Regions from separate parts of the Homo sapiens genome. Here regions 1 and 3 are each linked to region 2. Evidence: chromatin contacts called from ENCODE Hi-C or POLR2A ChIA-PET data. All regions are on one chromosome and are shown on one strand. The core of a region is the stretch at or near the end of the contact, and the rest is flanking DNA. Distances in the headings are between cores, read along the strand shown. Region 1 overlaps CPNE5 (copine 5). Region 2 has its middle 4.6 kb from the start of MIR4462. Region 3 holds the start of DINOL (damage induced long noncoding RNA).

Evidence for each region. Hi-C counts contacts between places; a loop is a spot of excess contacts on that map. ChIA-PET counts read pairs that join two places held with the same protein, here RNA polymerase II (POLR2A). Pooled maps may share reads with other maps.
Region 1: a map with no recorded cell type shows a loop between it and region 2 (4-fold over the local background). The contact joins two enhancer-like sites. A Hi-C loop is called at or near these places in 3 of 37 single-sample maps with no recorded cell type and 2 of 50 pooled maps. POLR2A ChIA-PET finds 5 or more read pairs at or near these places in 1 of 52 experiments (B cell).
Region 3: a pooled map shows a loop between it and region 2 (5-fold over the local background). The contact joins the promoter of DINOL here to the enhancer-like site in region 2. A Hi-C loop is called at or near these places in 1 of 37 single-sample maps with no recorded cell type and 3 of 50 pooled maps. POLR2A ChIA-PET finds 5 or more read pairs at or near these places in 2 of 52 experiments (GM12878 and T-cell).

Annotation. Positions count from the first base shown.
Region 1 is chr6:36,751,127-36,754,413 of GRCh38, forward strand. It overlaps CPNE5 (copine 5), which reads right to left. Exons shown (of 21, transcript NM_020939.2): 14 at 1,908-1,969. Among named protein-coding and RNA genes, the nearest start is that of RAB44, 55 kb to the left of the region's middle. Within about 2 kb of position 1,403, at least 14 of the 41 ENCODE cell types and tissues checked have a DNase peak (open chromatin) inside an H3K27ac peak, as active enhancers do; they include B cell, where a contact is called at or near this core.
Region 2 is chr6:37,558,487-37,561,490 of GRCh38, forward strand. No RefSeq gene overlaps it. Among named protein-coding and RNA genes, the nearest start is that of MIR4462, 4.6 kb to the left of the region's middle. Within about 2 kb of position 1,650, at least 2 of the 41 ENCODE cell types and tissues checked have a DNase peak (open chromatin) inside an H3K27ac peak, as active enhancers do; they include B cell, where a contact is called at or near this core.
Region 3 is chr6:36,676,964-36,680,030 of GRCh38, forward strand. It overlaps DINOL (damage induced long noncoding RNA), which reads right to left and starts at 1,596. Exons shown (of 1, transcript NR_144384.1): 1 at 646-1,596. CDKN1A (cyclin dependent kinase inhibitor 1A) reads left to right here and starts at 1,751. Exons shown (of 3, transcript NM_000389.5): 1 at 1,751-1,835. RefSeq lists enhancers at 1-651, 1,844-2,033, 2,045-2,632 and a silencer at 1,564-1,793.

The DNA.
Region 1 (3,287 bases), core at 153-2,652, 810 kb before region 2:
CTGGAGCCAGCTCCCTCACTCAGGCTCTCCAGAGAGTTTAAAGAGAGGGCTGGCTCTGGGGCTATAACCTGCCCAGTATGGGTGGCACCAGCTTAGCTCAGCCTCTGAGGGCTCCTTTTCGATGAAACCTCACAGCATCCAGCCCTTTAACTCATCAGTCTCCATCTTCATCCCACCCCACCCGCTAACTGCAAGTCAGGCAGGCTAGACTGATTCATTACTATAGAATGAAAGGCAGCATGTTATGGGAGAAGGAACCCTGCCACCATCTAGGCGTGTGGCTTCAGGCAAGCTCTGTAAAATGGGGATAACTGTTCTGATCCTGCCCACTGTGTTCTGTAAGTTGGGGGTACTATGCAAATGAAAAAAATAAATAGGATGGACTGGGTGTGGTGGCTCATGCCTGTAATCCCAGCACTTTGGGAGGCCGAGGCAGGCGAATCACCTGAGGTCAGGAGTTCGAGACCAGCCTGGCCAAAATGGTGAAAGCCCGTCTCTACTAAAAATACAAAAATTAGCTGGGGGTGGTGGCGCATGCCTGTAGCCCCAGCTACTCTACTTGATAGGCTGAGGCAGGAGAATTGCTTGAACCCAGGAGGCGGAGGTTGCAGTAAGCCGAGATTGTGCCACTGCACTCCAGCCTGAGTGACAGAGCGAGACTCTGTCTCAAAAAATAAATAAAATAAAATAAAATAAAATAAACATAAATAAAAATAAACAGGATGAGGGGTGTTTGAGAGTTACCAGGTGCTATGGACTGTAAGGGGTGGCTGATTAATGGGATTGAGAGGGAAGCAATTTTGATGGGGGAAGAGTGCAAAGGCGGGGTCTGGAGTCAGCCCAGAGGAGGGGCAGGTAAGAGCAGAGGAGCTCCTGAGTGACTGGAGGCAGGGTGTGTGCTCAGTGGGTAGGAGGAGAGCTTGCAGCCTTGAGACTGCAAGCTCAAGGCAGCAGGGAGTGTTGTCATGGGAAAGTGAGTGTGGCTTCCCAGGACCTGACTTCTCCCTCTGCCCTGGAGAACCAGGCAGCCAAGGGTCCACTTGGCTGGGATGAGCCTTTGGCAGTTGCTCCTGCCTGTCTCCTTTCCAGACAGGTGCAGTCACTCACCTGCGGGCTCTTGGCTGCCCACGCCCTGACCTGGCACCTGTCCTGGCAGGCAGCATGCTGGGCAGGCTCTACCCTTAGAGCCAGGCTCTTTCCGTGAGCTGCTGGCTGGGGCCTCCTGGCTCCCCCATCTGTCTGGGCCTAGACACTGTGCCTGGTGGTTCTTTCTGCTCCTTAAACTCATGTTTGACCACCTGCTGGCCCCAGGACCAATCCCTGGCTTATCCCCAATCCCGCTGCCCTTACAGGGCCCTAATAACAGTGAGCAGGTTAATCACTGTCCCCCTCCCCCAACCAGACAGATCAGAGGTGTCAGAAGCTCAGAGCTGTAAGGAACCTTAACACTTACCTATTCCGTTCTCTTTGTGTACAGAGGAGGAAACTGATACCCTGAGAGGAAAAATGACTCACCCAAAGGAACCCAGCAAATTAATGGCAAAGAGAGGCCTAGAGCCTGGGCCTCCTGACTCCTATTGCAGGGTTCTTTCTACATCCCCAAGCCCTTGGCTTTCTGTCACGGAGTCCCTACCAGCTCCAGGTCCTGTCTCTGCATGGAGACCTGACATGACCCAGGCCAGCCTCCTTGGCTCAGGAGTTCCCTCCAAGCTGCTTGGGATCTGGGGATGTGCAGGGCTCTGGATGAGTTGTCTCAGCCCAAACACCAGGGTTTGCTCAGAGCCCAGCACCACAGCCTTCAACCAGGGCTTTGAAGAGGCCAGGGTGGGGCCAGAGCCGGTCCTGTCGGTGTGTGGGGCCCTTTCCCTCTCCCCAAGGCCCATGAAATTGGCTGTATCTCTTCTCACCCTCCTTTGATGTAGTCAAGGAAGGTGCACTCTGACTCCACAGCAAAGGAAAGCAGGGTGACCTTCAAAACAAAAGGGAGCTTGGTCAGTGGGGAGCCTGGGGTCAGGGGAGATGGGTTATGATTCGAGAGCTGACATTGACAGAACACTCGGCATGTGCCAGTTTTGCATGCATGACTGCATGCACTGCCCACACCACCCCATGAAGTACTATTATTATCCCCACTTTATAGCCAAGGAAACTGAAACCCAAAGAGGTGGTGCAATGTGCCCAAGGACACTGCCAGGGCAGAGAAGGGATCTGAAACCAGGGTGTGTCTGACTTCAGAGCCTGCACTCTTGACCTTGACGGAAGGGTCCCATCTGTGTCAGTGGAACCGGGGTCCAAGCCAAGGGTGTTAGTTTCCTCTAAGTGGGCACTGGCTCTTCAGCCCCAGGGACCTAGGGTGGGGTGTGGAGGACAAGGGGGCCCTCCTGGCACAGGCCTAACAACCTGCCAATGCCGACCAGCTTCAGGCTTCCATGTGCCTAGAGCTATTAGTCCTGAAATGTGCCTCTTTGGACTGTGCTTATCTTAAATCTTACTGGTCCCATCTCATCCCTCTCAGACCCAAGATCCTGCCTCATAAGTAGCCCATCCTTTTCCCCAGAGGTAACTGACTACCCCAGGCCCCCTCCCCCAAGCAGAGGCCTTTTAACCTATGCCCTGGCAAAGTTAGCTTTGGCTTTGCCAAGACAGGCAGCTACCTGGCAGCTCATTATCATAACAATTTAGAATCAAGGAGACAAATGAAAGCCTGGCATCCTAGGCCAATTATATGAGACAAGATTAGGGCAGAGGACCTTTCACCTGTGTAAGAGAACGAACTCCTCTCTGGTAGTTTGGGAGCCCCCTATTCATGAAGATTCAGCTGTTTTTACAGGCTCATTGGGAGGGCCAGGTGAGAGCACCACCCTTACTTGGCAGTAAGACCCCCAGCTATTGTGGTTAAGGTATTAGGCACCTGGATGAACCACAGGCCTCCTTCCAAGTGTGGCAGCTCAGACTTACTAGGAACCACGGCAGTGGCTTCAACCCTGACTGATGACCATGAGATGCCCTGGGGGCTCTTAGATCATCCTGCAGCCCAGACCCATTATAGCCGAGTTTCCGGGGCTACATGAATGTTTCAGAGATCTTCTTTTTTTTTTTTTTTTTTAGCTCTTCACGTAAGTCTAATCTGCAGACACAGTTGACCACTCCCCATTCCAACCCCCAGGATGAAGCAATGCCCTAACTGCCCTGACCATATGGGTTCACCCAGGGGCTCGCAGGGTGAAAGCAGACTTTCCCCTATTCAAAGGGTAGTGTCCCTAGACCAGAGCGTCAGCATCACCTCG
Region 2 (3,004 bases), core at 400-2,899:
ATGGAGGAGACAGCGGTGGGGAGGGTGTTTCAGACAGACGGCACAGCCACTGCAAGGCCCTGGAGGGAGCATTGAGTCCCACACATGGAAGGGCCAGAGGGAGGAGATGGGGAACAGACAGGGTGAGAGGGCCTTGCCTCCCTGCTGAGGGGTCTGGCCTTTATCCTGAGGGTGGTGGGAGCTGCTGAGGGAGTTAACCCAAGGAGTGACCTGATCAGATTCGTTGGTTTCCTCTGCCCCGAGGTCTTCTTACTTCTATCCCAACAACTGAGCTAGCCTCCCGCCCCCAGCTCGGGCCGGCACACCGTAGGTGCCCAGCATGAGTGCGTGGACACCACTCGTGTCTCTCACCATTGTCCCTAAAATCAAGCCCACAGTCCATGGAGGCTTGCCCTGCCAGCTCCTGAACAGCCGGCTGACCCACTCCGACGCCGCGGGCTCACCTTGGAGTAGTGCCCAAGCTGGGTGTCGCTTTATGAATTGGGCTGTTTTTGCCACCTGGGCTGGTGTCCCCACTCCCCACCCCATGCCACCCCCACTTTTCCTCTTACCTGGCTCTTTCTCATCTGGAAGGTCTTGGCCACAGTATCACCTACTTGGAGAGACTTTCCTGAGTGTAAAGAAGCCCCCACCGCCAAGATTCTCCCACGATGACGCCCTTTTACTTTGTAGCACCGAACCTGGTTTGTTGTTATATAATTGTGGTTTGTTTGTGGTCTGTCTCCTCCATTAGGCTAAAACCTACAGGGCACATGGCTTTTGTCTTCCACTGTGTCTTGGGGCCTGGCACAGGGTAGGGTACCAGGACCATGTGTTGAAGGAATGAATGAGGCTCAAACCTCTGCTCAGACTCAGGGCTCCTTAAAGATAGGAATCTACCTCCGTTTTCAGCCTGGGCCCCCTTCATCCCCTGCACAGGGCAGGGACTGCTTCCGCCCCTCTCCCCTTTCTCCTAGGGTCCCTTTGCTGCAGGCAGAGCTGGAGCTGGAGCAGAAGTGTGGCTGAGGCCACTGAGGAAGCATTCACAGCTCAGACCTGCAGCCTCCTCCGACCACAGAGCTAATGCTGTGGAGCTGACCACTTGGCACCAGAGATCTCCAGGGAAACCCTGCCAGCGCCCTGAGCTTATGGCCTGGCCTTAAACCTGCACCACTGGCTTCAAAAGTGCCACATCCTCTCCCTATCTTTAAAGATAGCACAGCACCTGCCTTCATGAATCCATTTCAGTGAAAGCGGGGCTTAAAAACCAGAGCTGTACAGCAACATACACACACACCCTAAACACATCCCCACTTCTACCTTCCATCTTTTCTCTTTCTGCATTCATTCCTCTGGCCCAGTCTCTGTGTCTCTGTTCCACTTATTTCTGTCTCTGTCAATCTGTGTCTCTTTCCATCTGCCTCTGTCCCTCGCTGCGTCTCTGCTTCTCTCTGCCACATTTTGTGTTTCTTTTCTGTCTCTGTCCGCTTGTGAGTGTTATTCTACATCTCATGCCCTCTCTGAGTTTTTGTTCATGTCTGCCTTCTCCTGTCACCCCCAAGGGCCCTGAGGTCCCCCCTCCCCTCATTCCTCCCTTCCCCCGTAGCAGCCACCTCTCTGGGTGCCACTAGCTCACGCTTAGCTCTTCAGGCAATCGTAGAAAGAAGAAAGGGAGGAGGATGCTAGCGGGGAGCTTGAAGCAAGTGGTGGGGCAGCAGTGAGAAGTAGAAGTAGCACTGAATAAATACGCAGCTGTCTCTTTTATCTCTTCTTGGCAGGAGGCAGAAGCTGGGGCAGGGGAGGCTCAGACGAATGGGCAGGGAGGGAGATGGATGATGGGGCCCAGAGTGAGACGGGGAGACTCAGGGCAGCCGACAGGACTGAAATGAAGGGGGATGTAAGTTTCCACAACCTCTGGCTCCTGGCAGGAGACTTTCCACCCTGATTACTAGGGACAGGGAATTGTTTAGGAGTCCAGGACACAAAAGGATAAAATAAGGAGACCGTGGGAAGAGCAGTAAGTGTGTGTGTGTGTGTGTGTGTGTGTGTGTGTGTGTGTGCGTGCGCACGCGCGCGCCCTACTCACTAGTCGCTAGTGCTATTTGCTAAATATTTCTGGGTCTCCTCTTCCGAATTGCACTCCCTGGCCCCCTTGTGGTTGGATGGGGCCATATGACCAGTTCTGGCCAATGGGCAGAAGAGAAAGTGTCACTTCCCGGCAGAAGAATGTAATTGCCAATGCAACATCTTCCAGAGGTCTTTCTTTCCCTCTGGCACTATGACCAGCAAGCTTTGAGCTAGTGGCTTCTCCATCAGTCTGGGCCTTGGGGTGATATGATGTGCAGAAGCTGTGACTGGCATGTCGCGTGAGCAAGAAGCAAGCCCTTTGGTTTTAAGCAGTAGAGGTTTTGGAGTTATTTGTTAATGAAGCATAGCCTTGCCTATCCTGACTGATGCAGTATACATGCCTGTGATTGTGTAGGTGTCTGTATGGAGTGTAAAGTGTCCAGGGATGTGTGTTTAAGCATGTGTATGTGCCAATATTTATTTAATACATATAGAAGCACGTGTGTTTAGAGGTTGTGTGTGTGAATACAAGTCTTGGTATTTTTGGTCCACACCCAGCAAATGGTGAAGAAGGAAAGTTTCCCTCTGCTGCTGTCTTACCTCCTGTTTGAGGTAGACACACAAAGGGCCAGATCTTGGGTCCCGCTTGCCTCCTAACCACCCGCCCAGCTTTAATCTCCACGTCTTCTCTTCTTCCTGGCAGCTGCTACCCTCTTCCCTGAGTGTTCCTGGGGTGGCTACTGCTTTTGGCTGCCTGGCACAATTTCCCTCTCTCCTAGCCCCAGGCAGAGTGACTGGTTCTGGGTTAGGTGTGTGGCCAGGGCCAGACCACTCAGACACCTTCCCCAGGATTTTGCTGCTGGAGCAAGCAGGGAAGTGGAGCGCACCTTCCCTTTGGGGTGATAGACACAGGAAGGGGTGAGATGTGCAGCTGTCCTTGCCATGGAGGGATGAGTGG
Region 3 (3,067 bases), core at 346-2,845, 880 kb before region 2:
CTTTATTAAAAAAAATTTTCTCCCCAAAGTAAACAGACAGACAATGTCTAGTCTATTTGAAATGCCTGAAAGCAGAGGGGCTTCAAGGCAGTGGGAGAAGGTGCCTGTCCTCTGCTGGACATTTGACAACCAGCCCTTTGGATGGTTTGGATGTATAGGAGCGAAGGTGCAGACAGCAGTGGGGCTTAGAGTGGGGTCCTGAGGCTGTGCCGTGGCCTTTCTGGGGTTTAGCCACAATCCTGGCCTGACTCCAGGGCGAGGCAGGCCAAGGGGGTCTGCTACTGTGTCCTCCCACCCCTACCTGGGCTCCCATCCCCACAGCAGAGGAGAAAGAAGCCTGTCCTCCCCGAGGTCAGCTGCGTTAGAGGAAGAAGACTGGGCATGTCTGGGCAGAGATTTCCAGACTCTGAGCAGCCTGAGATGTCAGTAATTGTAGCTGCTCCAAGCCTGGGTTCTGTTTTTTAGTGGGATTTCTGTTCAGATGAACAATCCATCCTCTGCAATTTTTTAAAAGCAAAACTGCAAATGTTTCAGGCACAGAAAGGAGGCAAAGGTGAAGTCCAGGGGAGGTCAGGGGTGTGAGGTAGATGGGAGCGGATAGACACATCACTCATTTCTGTGTCTGTCAGAAGAACCAGTAGACACTTCCAGAATTGTCCTTTATTTATGTCATCTCCATAAACCATCTGCAAATGAGGGTTATTTGGCATTTTTGTCATTTTGGAGCCACAGAAATAAAGGATGACAAGCAGAGAGCCCCGGGCAGGAGGCAAAAGTCCTGTGTTCCAACTATAGTCATTTCTTTGCTGCATGATCTGAGTTAGGTCACCAGACTTCTCTGAGCCCCAGTTTCCCCAGCAGTGTATACGGGCTATGTGGGGAGTATTCAGGAGACAGACAACTCACTCGTCAAATCCTCCCCTTCCTGGCCAACAAAGCTGCTGCAACCACAGGGATTTCTTCTGTTCAGGTGAGTGTAGGGTGTAGGGAGATTGGTTCAATGTCCAATTCTTCTGTTTCCCTGGAGATCAGGTTGCCCTTTTTTGGTAGTCTCTCCAATTCCCTCCTTCCCGGAAGCATGTGACAATCAACAACTTTGTATACTTAAGTTCAGTGGACCTCAATTTCCTCATCTGTGAAATAAACGGGACTGAAAAATCATTCTGGCCTCAAGATGCTTTGTTGGGGTGTCTAGGTGCTCCAGGTGCTTCTGGGAGAGGTGACCTAGTGAGGGATCAGTGGGAATAGAGGTGATATTGTGGGGCTTTTCTGGAAATTGCAGAGAGGTGCATCGTTTTTATAATTTATGAATTTTTATGTATTAATGTCATCCTCCTGATCTTTTCAGCTGCATTGGGTAAATCCTTGCCTGCCAGAGTGGGTCAGCGGTGAGCCAGAAAGGGGGCTCATTCTAACAGTGCTGTGTCCTCCTGGAGAGTGCCAACTCATTCTCCAAGTAAAAAAAGCCAGATTTGTGGCTCACTTCGTGGGGAAATGTGTCCAGCGCACCAACGCAGGCGAGGGACTGGGGGAGGAGGGAAGTGCCCTCCTGCAGCACGCGAGGTTCCGGGACCGGCTGGCCTGCTGGAACTCGGCCAGGCTCAGCTGGCTCGGCGCTGGGCAGCCAGGAGCCTGGGCCCCGGGGAGGGCGGTCCCGGGCGGCGCGGTGGGCCGAGCGCGGGTCCCGCCTCCTTGAGGCGGGCCCGGGCGGGGCGGTTGTATATCAGGGCCGCGCTGAGCTGCGCCAGCTGAGGTGTGAGCAGCTGCCGAAGTCAGTTCCTTGTGGAGCCGGAGCTGGGCGCGGATTCGCCGAGGCACCGAGGCACTCAGAGGAGGTGAGAGAGCGGCGGCAGACAACAGGGGACCCCGGGCCGGCGGCCCAGAGCCGAGCCAAGCGTGCCCGCGTGTGTCCCTGCGTGTCCGCGAGGATGCGTGTTCGCGGGTGTGTGCTGCGTTCACAGGTGTTTCTGCGGCAGGTGAATGACGGGCGTGGGTCGGTGCGCGCTCGGCTTGCGCACACGGTGTCTCTAAGTGCGCGGGTGACGAGAGTCGGGATGTGCCGGAGACCCCGGGGCGGAGAGCGGGATTACAAGTACAGGAATCCCTGGTCACGCTCCCCGCCCCTGGAAACCCAGCTGGGGCGAGGGAGGGCGTGGACGGGACCGTTCTGGGAGCTCGCCTTTGGCTGCGGTTGGCTCCAGGCCCCAGGCGCAGTTTGCTCGCGGCGTGGGGATGAAGTCCGTGTCCCTGGAGGGGCCCAGGAAGGGCGAGGAAAGCGGAGTGGAGTAAGTTCGTCTAGGATCGGTCCCGGGTGGCTCTGGGATCCAATCTGCGCCGCCCTGGCCCAGGTCCCAGGTTCAGGTCCTTTACGCCACTGTGTCCACCACCTGGCTGAGCGCTGAGGTCAGCGCGGGCTGTTTCCTGGCCCTTGGGAATGTGCCAGGACCCGTCCCCTAAGGACTAGCGAGGAGGTGACTCACTGTGACAAGGAGACCCCAGGGAACGGACTGTATGAGGTCAGAACCCCGCCCGGGATGGGGTACAGCGGGACTCCAGAAGCCCTCTCCCCTGCCCCTTCGCGGTCTCCGTCCTCCCATCGGCACAGTGACCTATTTGGCTGGAACAGTTTGTTCCCAAGGAAGCCGGGCACTGGAGGTCCGGGACACCGCGTCGGGTCCCCGCTCCGCGGCGCGCTGTAGGGGTCGGGGAGTCACGGCCCTGCTCTGGGCGGGCTCTAACCAGCCTGTCAGTCGGGGAAGGGCAAGGGTCTCCTCTACCTCTTTCCCACCGCGGCCGGGAGAATCGCGGCCCAGCCTGTCCTCGGGTCGGGGCGCTGGACTCCGGGGCGGGAGCGGAGCCCACGCCTGGATGGGAGGCGGGGAGGGTTCATGTCTTTGAGGGGTGGGGGGTCTGGGGGGCACGACGCTGCTCAGGGCCTCTATCAGCTGCCTCGGGGGCTCAGGGCTTCCCGACCTAGCCCAGATTCCCTCTCCGAAAGCTACAGGGCTGAGCGGAGCAGGGGGGCGAGTCGCCCCCTGGGGCGCCGCCGCCTGGCGCGGACCACAGC